Regions from separate parts of the Homo sapiens genome. Here region 2 is linked to region 1. A link is a contact called in ENCODE Hi-C data. All regions are on one chromosome and are shown on one strand. The core of a region is the stretch at or near the end of the contact, and the rest is flanking DNA. Distances in the headings are between cores, read along the strand shown.

Evidence for each region. Hi-C counts contacts between places; a loop is a spot of excess contacts on that map. Pooled maps may share reads with other maps.
Region 2: a loop to region 1 is called in a map of left cardiac atrium, with 2.3 times the contacts of the local background. The contact joins two enhancer-like sites. A Hi-C loop is called at or near these places in 3 of 168 maps with a recorded cell type or tissue (Panc1, ascending aorta and left cardiac atrium) and 6 of 50 pooled maps.

Annotation. Positions count from the first base shown.
Region 1 is chr5:71,888,465-71,895,543 of GRCh38, reverse strand. No RefSeq gene overlaps it. Among named protein-coding and RNA genes, the nearest start is that of CARTPT, 170 kb to the right of the region's middle. Within about 2 kb of position 3,488, at least 3 of the 41 ENCODE cell types and tissues checked have a DNase peak (open chromatin) inside an H3K27ac peak, as active enhancers do.
Region 2 is chr5:71,780,068-71,787,146 of GRCh38, reverse strand. No RefSeq gene overlaps it. Among named protein-coding and RNA genes, the nearest start is that of CARTPT, 64 kb to the right of the region's middle. Within about 2 kb of position 4,031, at least 10 of the 41 ENCODE cell types and tissues checked have a DNase peak (open chromatin) inside an H3K27ac peak, as active enhancers do.

The sequences.
Region 1 (7,079 bases), core at 2,239-4,738:
ATAAACAGTTATAATATTACAATTAAACAGAAGAGATGTCACCCAGATATATCTCATCTCATTCATCCATGAAACATTTAACTAAAGAAAGGACTGGCAAGGCTGAGTGCCATCCCTACATGCAATGCTGATAGGGATGGGCCTGGCTGGAGATGTTCATGCCGCTAGAGCATGACCTGGAAAAAGCCCTGCCAGCTCCACCCCAGACATGAAACAGACACAGGTCCAGGAGCCAGGAGACCCTGTTTGAGTCTCAGCTCTTCCCCTTCATCAAGTCATTCTCCCTCTCTGAGTCTATTTCCTCTTCTGTAAATGAGTGGGTTGGTCTAGATGATCTTTAAAGTACCTTCAGTTCTAAAACTCCAGGGTTTCATGTGCAAGATGGTGGCAGGGTGGGGGTAGAGGTTGCAATGCTTCTTCCCCACTCGTGCTGTGTGTCTGGATAGAGGAAACCTCCTCAGTAGGGGAGATTCTAGATTCTCTTCACCTTGTACTTCCACTGCACGTGTGGAGATGGAAGCTTCTCTGCTTGGTAAATGTGGGGAGAATGGGTGGTCATGTTCAACTCCATCTTCTTGTTTGACACTGGGGCAAGCAGTCCGTCTCCATTTCTGCTCCAAGAGCAGCCCCCTCCCTAGAGCAGGACTGCCTCCAACCAACACTGGTGTTCCTCATTTGGGGGCTCAGAACTAGCAAGGCCTCTTGGCTAACGTGCTAAGGGTACATCCTTTCACCTGGCCTAGGTGTGACTTCATTTACTGAATGCATGATACAGCTGACCTGGCAGAGCTGACTTGAGGGGGGCATGAGCCTTCACCCCATGTGCCAGCATCAAAGGGGCTTCCTCTGTCCTGGCTACTCTTTCATAAAAACAACTTTATGGTTGTTTTCATAAAACACTACCACTATTATCCTCATTTTATAGGTGAAGAAACTGAGGCTCAGAGTTTAATCAACTGGCCCGAGGTCTCACTGCTAGCTGATAGAGTCTTTGTAAGAATTGTATGCACTGTCTCTGAATGTGTTTTTTGACGTTGCATCTCCCAGGCCTGGCTGTGTGACATGAAGGGGCACCATGGATGCAGCCTGTCTGGGGAGCAGCCCCCATTGGCAGCCTGATGGGTGAAGGGAGAAACCAGTCTTCAAAGTCACACCTCCAAGAATCCTGGATCTACTCCTCACCCAGCCCCTACTCAGTAGCAGCTGGCTGCACAGAGGCGACAGGTGGAGCTATCAGCTCCAGAGGAAACCACTTCTCTCCACCGATGTGGGGCAGTGAATGTGGAGGGTGGGGTGGGCAGCCTTGCCGTCTGGCTGAGTTTCTCTCAGGAAGTGCAGCTCACCTGGGGGTCCCTCCTGACTGTGGTCTCCAGCCCTCCCTGTCAGAAGAGAGAAACATCTACCTGGCAAAGCTGTCAGCTGCAGTTAGAATGAACCATCTTCAAACTCCAGCAGCCCCTAGCTTAAATGTTACTTCCTCAGGGAGATGTCTTCATCATCTGGATCAGCAGGTCTGAATTGTGGTGGCCCATTCCAATCCCAGAGGGCTTTAAAAAACAATGATGTCTGGGCTCCTTCCCTTCCCTGGTAAATCAGAATCTCTGGGATTGGCCAGGGTTAGAAACCACTGTTCCAGACAAAGCTCATTCCCTTACCCACCATCCATTCCCACTCCTGGGTTCACATCCCACTTGTCATTTTTACCTGGATGGCTGCGTTAGCTGCTGACCTGTAACCTCCATGAGAGTGGGGGTTGCAGCATGCCCTCCTCTCCAGCACTTGACATGGTTCTTCACACTCAGCAGCAATTCAAAGAACATTTGGCAAATAAGATCAAACAGTGATGACTTGGCATTCAGGACTTTTTCTCAAAAAAATTCAAAATACTTTTACATGGAAAATTGTTTGCATGTGTATTTCATAATCGAAAAACACATTCATAAGCAGCTTATGCAACTCTTACATAAACCTTGTGCGATAAATACTATCACCTAGCTTTGAGACCTTACTCAAGCTAATTAAACTCAACCTCAGTTTCCTCATCTTTAAAATAGGAATAATAGTACCTCCCTCTTAAGGTTATTAAGAAGAATAATTGAAATAACCCTAACACTTAGCACATTGCCTGGCCCACAGTGAGGGTTCAAGAATATTAGCTATTATTGTTGATAATTCACCTCATGTTACAGAAGGTAAACTGAGACTCAAATAGGCAAAGTGCCTTGCCCAAGATCCCACAGGGTTAGGACCCAAACCAATGTCTTCTGACTCCCAATTGTGTATTCTTTCACATTCCAGTTGAGAATGTTTTTGTAAGCTAGGATCTACAATATCAGCCTAGTTTTCCAGATGGGAAAATTCACCACTGAGAGAGGTGAATCAGCACAGTGCATTGGATTAGGCATGAATGGATGTTCCTCTGCTCTGGCATGGGCTAAGAGTGGGCCTTCATCCAGCCCCATTTTCTCCCTGTGCCTCATTTTCTGCCTCTGTAGACTTGAGAGGCTGATCAGGTGATCATGAGTTCTTCTCCAACCCTGACTATGTGAGATGTGTCCAGTGATCCTCTGCATGGTGTGTGGGTGCTCTGCTCCTGCCCCTGGGCAGAGCAGCCTCCTTCCTCCCACAGCATCCACGCTGAGCCCAAAGAGAGGAGATCATAAATCATCCCTCCCTGCCCATAATGCCTTGCTTTTGAAGGAGCCAGGGAAAGATGAGGCTGCCCCTGGGACCACAGGCCCAGCATGTGACGCCCTCCCCCTGCCCAGGCTGCTACATTCATTATGCACATCCTGAGTGAGGAAGCTCTGGGGAGCCCCATTCCAGGAGATGACAGTCTCAGGTTCTTCTTCGAGAGCATTCTACAAGGTAGTAAATAGACACTAATGAGCCTCTGGCTTCTTAATGTGCCGAAGTGTCTCTCTCACTGGTTTTGCCAGTCACGGAGCATCATTCTTCCAGGAAAAGCAGCTCTGGCCTTCCTCAAGTCCAAAAAGAAAAGAAACTAGGCAGAGAGTATATTAAAAACCAGGTAGAAAAAAAGAAAAACATGACCCTGAAACCACACCAATTTGGTGATTTTTTTTCTTTTTGCTGTCCTAGGACTTTTTTAAATATTGAGGAGGTATGACATTTCCAGGGAGAAAACACACACAACAATTTTTTTGTTTTCATTCAGGCAGGAATTAACAAAGAGGTAAATTGCCTCCACTTTTGGCTGTTATCTTTTCTGCTGCCTTGAGCATCTAAATTGTGAACAGGGAAGAGTAGCCAGAAAAGGCCAGCACCTGTGGACAGGCAGGAACCTTTGAGCTGACCCAGGCCACTGAGAGTCACAGGCCTGAGAGCTAGAAGCTGCTCACCTAGATGAGATGACTGGAACAGCCTGTCCCTCTCACTTGAGGTCACATGTAAGTCAGCACATGCCTAACATTCCTTCCCCTCAGCCTCCCTGTACTGCACAGGACTGTTGATGGCCTGCCTCTGGCCAGGCACGAGCTGCTTCCCTTATCCATTCACGCCCATCATGAGCCAAGTATTCAGAACAGGATATCCACCCTACGTCTCATTGCCAACCAGAGGCTTTAGCATTTTGCCTGGTAATTCATTATCTCATCCTCACGCATCCAGTGACAGATCCTCACAGGTCCCAGAGCAGTGAGGAAGAATGGCTACCCTTTACAGAGCACCTCCTCTATGCCAGGTTCTTCACATACCTTCTGTCATCCATTCATTCTGCAAATATCTACTAAATCCCTGCTATGGGCCAGGCATTATGCTATGCTTGGTACTGGGGATACGATACTGAGTAATTTAGACAAATCCCTTACCCTTACAGAGTTAATAGACCTTATCTCAGATCTTCTCAAGAAATCTATATGGGGGATATTATTATTCCCATTTTACAGATGTGAAAACTGAGGCTTAGAGAGATTAAATAATTTGCCCAAGATCACATAGCCAAAAAGAAAGTCAAGATTTGAACCTAGATCTATTTTTACCCAAAATCTGTGTCATTTTTACTATACCACATTATTTTTTAGCAAATATAGGAAAGTGGGTCTCTTGATCCTGCATTTTTGGGGCTTTACTCACTGAATTTTACACATTGGAATGCATGTCTTAAGTTTCTTTCTACCTGGTGCCTAGCACAACATGCTGCATAACAGGCACCTAATTAGGTGGATGAATTAATTTAATATATTAACTCACTGTGAGCCCCAGACCAGTCACCTGCCCTTCTCATCTTCCTCTCTAGCCACCTCTCCCTCTTCACAGCCATGGGTGTAGGCTCGCCTGCACCCTCCACACCAGCTTCCTCACATGCCATTCACTCCTCACCCCACCAGAGATGCTTTCTACAAGACAGCCAGAAACTTCTTTGTCATTAAATCCAATGGGTGCCTTTCCACACTCATCTTCCTCATCCTTTCACAACATGTGACTCCTGGGAATTCTGCTGCCCAGGCTGCCAGGACTCCTACATCTCTGGCTGTTCCTCCTTGGTTCCTTTTTAATTACTCTTCCATTGCTTCTCAATAAATACAGTTTCCCTGGGGTTTTGGTGCCGGCTTTCTCCTCTCCTCAACTCTTGGTTTCTTTTTTTCCTTTTGAGATGGAGTTTCGCTCTTGTTGCCCAAGCTGGAGTGCAATGGCATGATCTCGGCTCACTGCAACCTCCGCCTCCCAGGTTCAAGAGATTCTCCTGCCTCAGCTTCCCAAGTAGCTGGGATTACAGGCACGCACTACCACTCCCGGCTAATTTTTTGTATTTTTAGTAGAGACGGGATTTCACCATGTTGGTCAGGCTGGTCTTGAACTCCTGACCTCAGGTGATCCACCCGCCTTGGCCTCCCAAAGTGCTGGGATTACAGGCATGAGCCACCGCGCCCAGCTCTCCTCAACTCTCTACTTTCTCCCTGGGCAACCACACTCCCACTCAGCTCTCTCAAATCTCTATCTCACCCAACATTTAGATGGTGAGCCTGAACTCAAGGCACCCTCCCACAAGGCTGTCCTCTTTCCTACGTTACATGCAAGAATTAGTGACATCCTTGTCACTCAGACACTGAAGCCTCCTCCTTCTCCCTCACCTCCACATTCCATCTAGCAACAAGCCTTGTCCATTCCACTCCTCAGGCATGTCTTGAACTGTCTCCTTCTCTCTTTCACGACCACTACCTAATGCTGGGGCTTCGTCATTGTGTCCTACCATCACTGCGACAGCCACCGACTGATCCCATTTCCCTCAGTGAGTCTGACCTCCTTCAGTCCAGCCTCCACCCTGAAGCTGGAAGAAGCTTTCAAAAACTACAAATCTGTTCATCACTCTCCTGCTCTAAATTATCTTAGAGGATTTCCCCTTGGTTCAAACTCATTACCATGGCTCCTAGGACTTTTGACGATCCTACCCCTGCCCACCTTTCTGGCATCATTTTTTTTCACCCTCCACCTCCATCCTGCATGCTATGCTCTGACTGTACTAAAACAGGTTGCAGTTCCCATACCATGCCAAACTCTCCACCCCAATATATCTCTGTACTTGCTGTTTCTTCTACTTGTAAAGCCTTCTCTGACCGCCTTTATCCTTCAGGATTCAGTTCAGTCTCATCTCCTGTAGGAAGACTTCCCTCGACCTTCAGTCCTAGAAGAGGGGCTGTCCTCTGGGCTCTCATCCTTCTCGTGCATTCCTTTCTCATAGCATCTAACACTCTGCTCTATAAGACCACATTATTGGACTTCAAGGTCCTCATGGGCATAAACTCTCTTTTTCATCTCTGTGCTTGCAAACCCTCATACTGCTGTGAAACTTGGTATATAGAAGATGCTCAGTGGAAGAATGAATGGGAAAGCATGATGGATGGGTGGATATGAATGAGTATGTAGATAATTGAAACCAAGATGAAACTGGAGTTAAATAAGTCTTCTGTCCAAACTCCTTCCTCAACTCCCCATCTTCCCAGAGTGAAAGTGGAACCATGCAAAATGGTTCCAAAGCCCCTGTGCTAAGCAAAGTTCTACAAGCTATCTGTGGAAAGCACATGGCACAGATGGAGAAACAAAACAAATAGAGTTTAATAACCAGCCAATATTTTTAAAAGGGGTATGTCTGGGTTGGCACAAAAAGAAATTCAGAAAATGCTGACTTTTATTTAAAGTCATATCTACATGTACATTCTACAAGGATGCAGAGAGCAGAGTTTTCAACCAACCAATAACCTAAATGTTCCACTGGGCACAACTCACACCACTCCACACCAAGCCATGGGATCTCTGACAAAGGGGAATCTTCTAAAAATATCCAAGCACCTGCTTTGACAAGGCAAAACAAACCATCGTTAATTAGTATGATGGAAAAAGAAAAGCATTTCAAAATCATAATTGAGATCTGTACTGAAGGTCTGGAAATTGAGGAAACCAACTGACTGCAACCATCATAATAGAAATAACAGCACTGAGTCCCACTGGGTGCCAGGTGCCGTACCTCTCTGCCCCAGAACTCAGCACTTCACATGACAGCCACCCTCACACCTCCTCTTTCATCTGATCTCACGACAACCCTGGGAGAAGAGCAGGGTGGGGCAGGGATTCGCATCCTGGGTAAACAGACAAGGAAAATGAGCGAAAGGAAAGGACAGGACTCTGAGCTCAGGGAAAACTGACGCTAGGTTCTTTTCTCAGCACTGGTTTGGGGAAATTTGTATGGAAAGTTGCCAGAGGCAAACATTAGGGAATACCTGAAGGAGGCAGATTCTGCCATTTTATCTGATAAAGATGTCCCTCCAGTGCTAAACGTGAGAGCTGCCTTCCTTTTCTCATCTTCTCCTTTTTTCCCCTCCTCTCATTTCCACTCTCTGCCTCACTTATGACACTCCAGCTACTTGGGAAAACTTGGTTTCTAGTACCTGCGAAGGTCAACCTTAGTTACAAGGTCTTTTCATCTGCTGTTCCCTATTGCTGGAAAGTTTTCTATAAGGAACTCTGTCTAACCCTTCAGGTCTCTGTTCAAGTATTAGTTCCCTAGAGACACCATCCTTGTACATACTTGCTAATAAGTCACCTGACAACCCCTACTCCAA
Region 2 (7,079 bases), core at 2,782-5,281, 110 kb after region 1:
AACACAATGTAATCTTAACCCCATGCAACCTACTCAGTTTCTAACATTTATCACCCAAGTGATCTATTTGGATGAAAAGGAAATTCTATCTGTTGCAGAATTATGTTCTACACGAATTCAAGGAGAATTTGTTTCATTTGCCATTTCTTCTGGGCCATGAGGGTCTCCTTGTCCTCTGAAAAAGCAGATGGTGCAGCTGAGGTTGTGAGCTCTCTGACCAAATCCAAGTGACAGGAAGGGGACCTGCAGGCACAAAGAAGCAATTTGACTTAGAAACGTCACACTGCAGGCTGCCGATTAAAAACCTTTGTTGAGATGCAGTCAGCCATGGAAGATGTCATGTGTTGTCAGGTTTAGAGACACCTGTGCCACTGATGGGTGGCTTCTTCCATTGACTTCGGCACTCCATCTGAAGTGAGAGGGCATTCCTACCAAGAACTCTGAGACTTAAAGGGAGAATGACACAGGAACAAAGAACACAAGCCTAAAAGTCAGATTATTATGCTACCACTGACTCTATTATGAAATTCTCAGTTCTCCAGACCTCGGTTTATCTTCTGTGCAGTGAGGGATTTGAGCTATAGGATCTCTGCGGTCTGTAACTCCAGCCACAGGAAATGGAAGTCTGCTCCCTTTCACAAAGGCTCTTTGTCGTGAAATCCCTTGCTGCTGACCCCCTGGACCTCATGCAAGCACCATCTTTAGAAATTAGCATTATATTGATTTTGACTTGGCTGTCATTGATGCTTCTGTTTTATGTGTTTTAATTAAATGTTATTATTTGCCACTGTGTCCCGAGGCCATGTGTTGGGAATGGGTGAGATTGCATAAATCAGACGTGGAATTCTATGTTGGGAGTCCATTGACTCTCTCAGGATATCGCTGTAATTATTTCCCTTGGATCAATAGAGAAGCTTTGATGTTGTCTTTACAGCCAAGAGAAGGCTTCTTTCCATTTATCTCCCACCTTGTTGAAAATGCACAGAGCCCTTCTCTAAAACTCACCCTCCCTTAATATAAAAATGAGCATTTCATTGTGTTTTCAATGTTGTTGCTATTTTTTAGGCACTGTCATCTTTCAGAGCCACCTCCACCTGGGGACTGGGAGCCAGTTTCACTCTGCGACATGAAGTCCCGTCTTGGGCCTGGGCCTTCTGTCCGTTCCCCTCCGGCTCCCATCATGGTTCCTCTCTGCACTGCAGGCCTGGGGCCACTATTCATTCTAAACTTCTTCTAGATGCTTGTGTTATCAAGGATGTCATTTTTATTACCCTCTCTACACTCGCATGTCTGCCTTGCATAAAGTTAGCTCTCAGTGCATGTTGGTTGAATCGAACTAAGAGGAGAGAGTGAGGAATTTGAACTTCTCTCCAGCAGAGTCACCTAGAGCCAGTCGAGGTTCATTTCAGAACCTGTACCCTAACTGGGACAGGAAAGACTGTAGCTGGAGGAAGAAGAGAGGCTATGGTTTTCTAGAGCATCATTCTGTATGTTAAGTCCAAACAATACTAACGTTTTTTTAAAAAACTCCCATTATATATAATAAATTCTTAGCATACTTTGGGGGTGGGGCTGGGAGGGATGATTTACTAACCATTTTTTGCTCATGCTTAATAAATATTTCCTGAAAGTATACAAGTCAAGAATCCAATTCAAGAAATGAGAAAAAAGAGCATCTTCCTCAAAAAAAAGAAAAAAAATTTTTTTAAATCAATGAAATTCATTTTGTACTGTTTACAATTTTATTGCTGCATCCTAGGCACTGACACATAATAAATGCTCAATAAATATTTATTGAACAAAAATAAATCAATAAACAAATATTTCTTGAATAGATATTTACATAGAAATGAGGCACCAGAGCAAGTGCAAATATCCCCTCAGACTCCCTGTCTTCCTCAATCCAAATCCAACCACCTCCAAGAAACAGGGCTTTCCCCAACACTGGCATTTTCATTTTTCTGAATTTCTAAAGCCATAGGTTTCTGCTTAATTATACCTTTATTTACTTAAAAAATATTTATAGAGCACTATGTGCCAGTCACCATTCCAAGCACTCATATATATCTCATTTAATCCTTAAACAATTCCATGAGTGGGTATTAATATTACTAATATTATTATCTTCAACTTACTGATGAGAAAATTGAGGCATGAAAGAGCTAAATAACTTGGCCAAGATCACACAGCCAGTGAGTACTGGAGTCAGGATTTATCTATTTTTATTTTATTTTATTTTAGAGACAAGATCTTACTCTGTTACCTAGGCTTGAGTACAGTGGTACAATCACAACTCACAGCAACCTCGACCTCCTGGGCTCAATCAATCCTCCCACCTCAGCCTCCCAGGTAGCTAGGACTACAGGGTCACACCACCATACCAGGATAATTTTTTTTATTTTTTTGTAGAGACAGGGTCTCACTTTGTTGCCCAGGTTGTTCTCAAACTCCTGGGCTTAAACCGTCTTTCTGCCTCAGCCTCCCAAGGTGGGTAAGCCCCAGAATCTGTTTTTGTGACCACTATTCTGGGCCACTACCACCCTTGCCATGATTGATCTTCAGTTGTTTCATGCCAACCTGGGCTCTCTCGTTGTCCTGTGAGCCTCCTGACAGGTGGGACCACAACTCCTGCTGCTTTTATCACATTCCCCCATCATATTTATTCAATAAATGTTTATTAAGCACCTCCTTTGTTTCTGGCATGTTCTAGGTTCCAGGAATACAGCAATGAACCAGACTGTCCAATCCCCTCCTCATGGAGTTTACATTCCAATGAGAGAAAAACAGACGATACCCAGGCAAACAAGATACTTAGAGATCATTACAAGTGCGATAAAGGAATAAAACAGAGTGAGGAGTCAGGAGGCCTTGAGGCAGAGGGAGCCTCCTTACATCATGGGGTGAGAAAGGGCTGTCTGCGCTGAGCCCTGAGGAAAAAGAGCCAGCCAGTGAGGAGTTAAGGGAAGAGAGCTCAGGTGCAAAGAGCCTGAGGCAGAAATGGGCTTGGCAAGTTCTGGAAGGAGAAAGATGCCTGGAGGGTGACCAAGCAGGATAGGAGAGGGGAACAGAGCTCAGAGCTTGCAGGCCTGGGGAAGTTTGGATTCTGCACACGGTGTTGAGAGAAGCCACAGGACATGACACAGCGCTCACATGACACAGTGAACACTAAACGACTACCACATCTCTATACCTGGGTGCCTCTCTGCACACCAAGCTACCTGGAACCACTGAGCACTGCCTCCGGGGTGCCCCGTTACCCCCAAAATTGCTGTTCTAGTAGGGTGCCGGGGACAACCTTGTGGGCCTGGAGTCAGATGGTCTGAGTTTCAATCTCTACTCTTCTGATCACACGTTGAATGACTTTAGGCAAATTATTGAACCTAAGCTTCAGTTTTCTAGCCTGAAAAAAGTACATCATAAAGGACATATCCCAGATTACTGTAAGGGTTAAATGAGCGGATAGGTACCACATGCTCAGTCGTTCTTATGTTGTGGTGGTGATGTTTATTAATCGTGCTAGGAGTTCAGCCCTGAAGTGTAAACACTTCCTAGCAGAACGTGCTGTAATTTCTGGCATCAGCTATACCGTTTTCTGGGCTAAGAGCAACAGATCAGTGAAAAGGGTCTGAAAAGAAGAAAAAAAAAAACGGTATGATACAACACGTCTACTATTTCCCAAATAACATGACCTCTACTTTCTATTTTTTATGCAACACGCTGGAAAGTTCTAATGCATTCAAAATCCCTCTCCAAGCTCTCTCTGGTTTCTTATTAGCATATGTCCAGAGACAACATCAGTCGTGCGACCCTCTGAGGAGAATCGATGACTGAAAATGTAGCGCGCCATGACCAGAAACTCAATTCCCGGCCAGATGAAAAAAGAAGCCCATTTAACCCAAGGAATGTCAAGGCCAGGGTTTCTGTTCAGATATCCTGAGAAACGAGTTACATGGAAACGCCGAGACGGAGGCCTCCATCCCCACGCCGAGCATGTCTTTTCTTTGGTGCGCCAAGGAACCCATTAAGAACCAAGCCCTGGCGCCATCTCCTGGCAGTCTCGAAAACTGAAAAGCAGACGTTTAACACAAGGGACCCCTCCCTCTCCTTGACAGAAATTAAGTTCGGGGGAAAAAAACTGGTAATTTCATGGGAACTTCTGTGTTTTCAACCTCCTGTTAAATATTTGAATCGAGAAGAGCAGATGGTAGCAGTCTCAGCCATTTACAGTCCCCACAAGGGACTGTCCCTGCTATACCGCCACTTCCTTTGTTTCTGTAAGAGCTTGTCACTCAACAGAGGTACCAGAGATCAGAGCCAGCACATTTATCTGCAGTAGCTGGTGCTTGGCCCCACTCCCACAAGTGCACCCAGCATTACCTGAGGATAGTCCTCTGCCCAAATTAACATCTTCAAATACATCTACTTTCTCAAAATACTTTACACAAAGAAAGCATGCATGAAATCTGCCTTCAAAGAGGTGGGCTCCAAACTCACTGCAAAGCTGCAAGCCCAAGTTCACCTCAGTACCCAGAATCTCATGATAAGGATCAGTTTGGGGTCTTGCTCTCCCTAGGGAAAGACCAGGTGGCACCTTTGCCTTCACAGCCACTTTCACTTTCCAAGGCTTTGCCTGGCCCGGGGAGTTTCCGCAGTTAGCGTTCAGCTTCATACTCACCATAAAGCCAGGTAACTTGGCATCATTAGACACAGAGCCTGAAATGACTAGAAAAAATAAATCTGCAGGGTTGCTGACCAAGGAGTGAACCAAAATCCCCAGGAATTTGGTCTTATTCCTCTGGAAGGACAAGCAGGGTGGTTTTGAAAACAGGGAAGCCATTGGCTGGGCTGGTTCCTCCCTGCTTTACTCAGGGATATATATTTACTTATTTAAAATGCATTGAGCCCTTTCTGCTTGGCAGATAATGTAAAAAGCACTTTACCAGCAGTTCTTTATTTAATCTCAACAACAACCCATACAACTGGTATCATTTTTATTTCCATTTAACAGATAGAAAACAGAGAGAACTTTACATAACTTGCCCAAGATCTTAGAGCAAATAAATGGTAGAGAAAGGATTCAAGTTTATGCATCCTGATTCTTCTTAACCACATAAGAAAGTATCTCTCAGAGACCCAGGACTTGGGATTTTCATTGGCACTTCTGAAAACACAGCCACTCCTCATGTTTGTAGGATGAATGAAATGGGATAATTTTCCCTAAAGAAAAAAGGTGCCCTCCATAGCCCTTCGAATGTGTGTGTGTGGTGGGGGAGGAGGAGATGCAGTAGCATCTGGCCCCGAATTTTAGTCCTTCTTGAACAGCATATACCCCATGTAAATTCTTTCCCCTGAGTCTTCACACGCTTGATCCAGTTACTGAACCGTAGTCCTCATCCCCAGCCCATTTTTTAGGACCTTGTCCTTAATTTTCTCATATCATTCATGCCTGATGACTGATTTCTCATGGTTATTTGCAAAAGCACAAATACAAATGCTATTAACTGGTAATAAAACAAGCCAGCCATTTCTAAAACTCAGTGCTGGTGACTGCTTAGTGGTCTTTGGGGACCCTGGGTTTGCCAGATCCCACTAAAGCAAACATTGCTTTCGATACAAACTTGCCAAGCGTGATTTGTAGTGATTCGAGACCAGGACAAGGCAGTACACAGTCAGGTATGGGGCGGCCGGGTATGGGTAGTGAGTTCTACTCATGCTCAGAAATAGAAATGGTTGGCATGGTGGGAGCAGTCAGAGGGGAAGCCACTGCTCCTGCCCCTGCTCTCTTTATACCTTGCCTGACCTCAGTATCTGATGTGTAAAATGACAGAGCGCAGTTGATAACAAATCCCTTTTGAGCACTGACCATAATTCAGGCACTCTGTGGTCCTGGTGATACAGTGTTGAACAAGACAATGATTTTGTCCTAATGGATTTTATAGTGTGGTGGGGAAGAAGGGGAAGGCAGATGATAAACAGATAAATAGATAAGTTACATGGTAGGTAGTGATACAGGCTACAAATAAAAGTAAGTCAGGGTAAAAGGATAGTGAGTTGCAGTGGGGTGCCAGAAAGGGAGGCTAGGGAGATCTCTTTGATGAAATAACATTAGAGTAGGGGTGTGGATGAAGTGAGGGAGCAACCCAAACTCAAAGCTGTGGGAAGAGCATTCCTGGAAGAAGCAGCAGGGAGGAAAAGGCCCTGAGATAGGAACGACGCAATGTGTCCGATGAGCAGCAAGGAGACCAGTGTGGCTGGGTCACCAGGAGTGTTGGGGAGTGGCAGGAAATGAGGAGCACCCAGGAGCCAGAGCATGGAGGGCCTGGCAGGCCATGGGAAGGAGCTCAGTTAGGAAGCCCCTGAAGGCTTTAGAGTGTGTGCCAGGCAGGGCGTGGTGGCTCATGCCTGTAATCTCAGCACATTGGGAGGCCGAGGCTGGTGGATCACTTGAGCTCAGTTTGAGACCAGCCCGGGCAACATGGCAAAACCTCATCTCTACAAAAAATACAAAAAAAAAAAAAAAATAGCTGGGCATAGTGGTAAGTGCCTGTAGTCCCAGCTACTTGGGGGGCTGAGGTGGGAGAATCACTTTAGCCCAGGAGGTTGAGGCTGCAGTGAAATGAGATTGCACAACTGCACTCCAGCCTGGGTGACAAAGTGAGAATGTGTCTTAAAAAAAAAAAAAAAAAAAGTGCGTGTGCCAGAGTATCTCTAACTCTCTCCGAATCTAGGCCTTGAGACTTGAGCAGGACCATCCTAAATAAGTAGGACCTAGACTGGAGGAATACAAATGCTAAGTATTCACATTTAACATGGTATGGGCTCCTTTGCAGTTAGAGAGTCACTTAATTAGGGAGGTAACCAAAGCAAGCAGAAAAATACCAGAGTTAGAGGTTCAGAGACCAAAGAGAGTCCCAAGCATTTCATGAGCAAATTGGGAAATACGTGGTGCAACTGACCTCTTTAGGCAGCCAGTCCCTTATGCTGTCTCTCTTCTGGCCCAAGACTCTCAATATGGTGCCCTGTTAGGGCCATGCAAGGCCCTGTCCTCCTAAATACCAACCTGCCATTTGAAACTTATT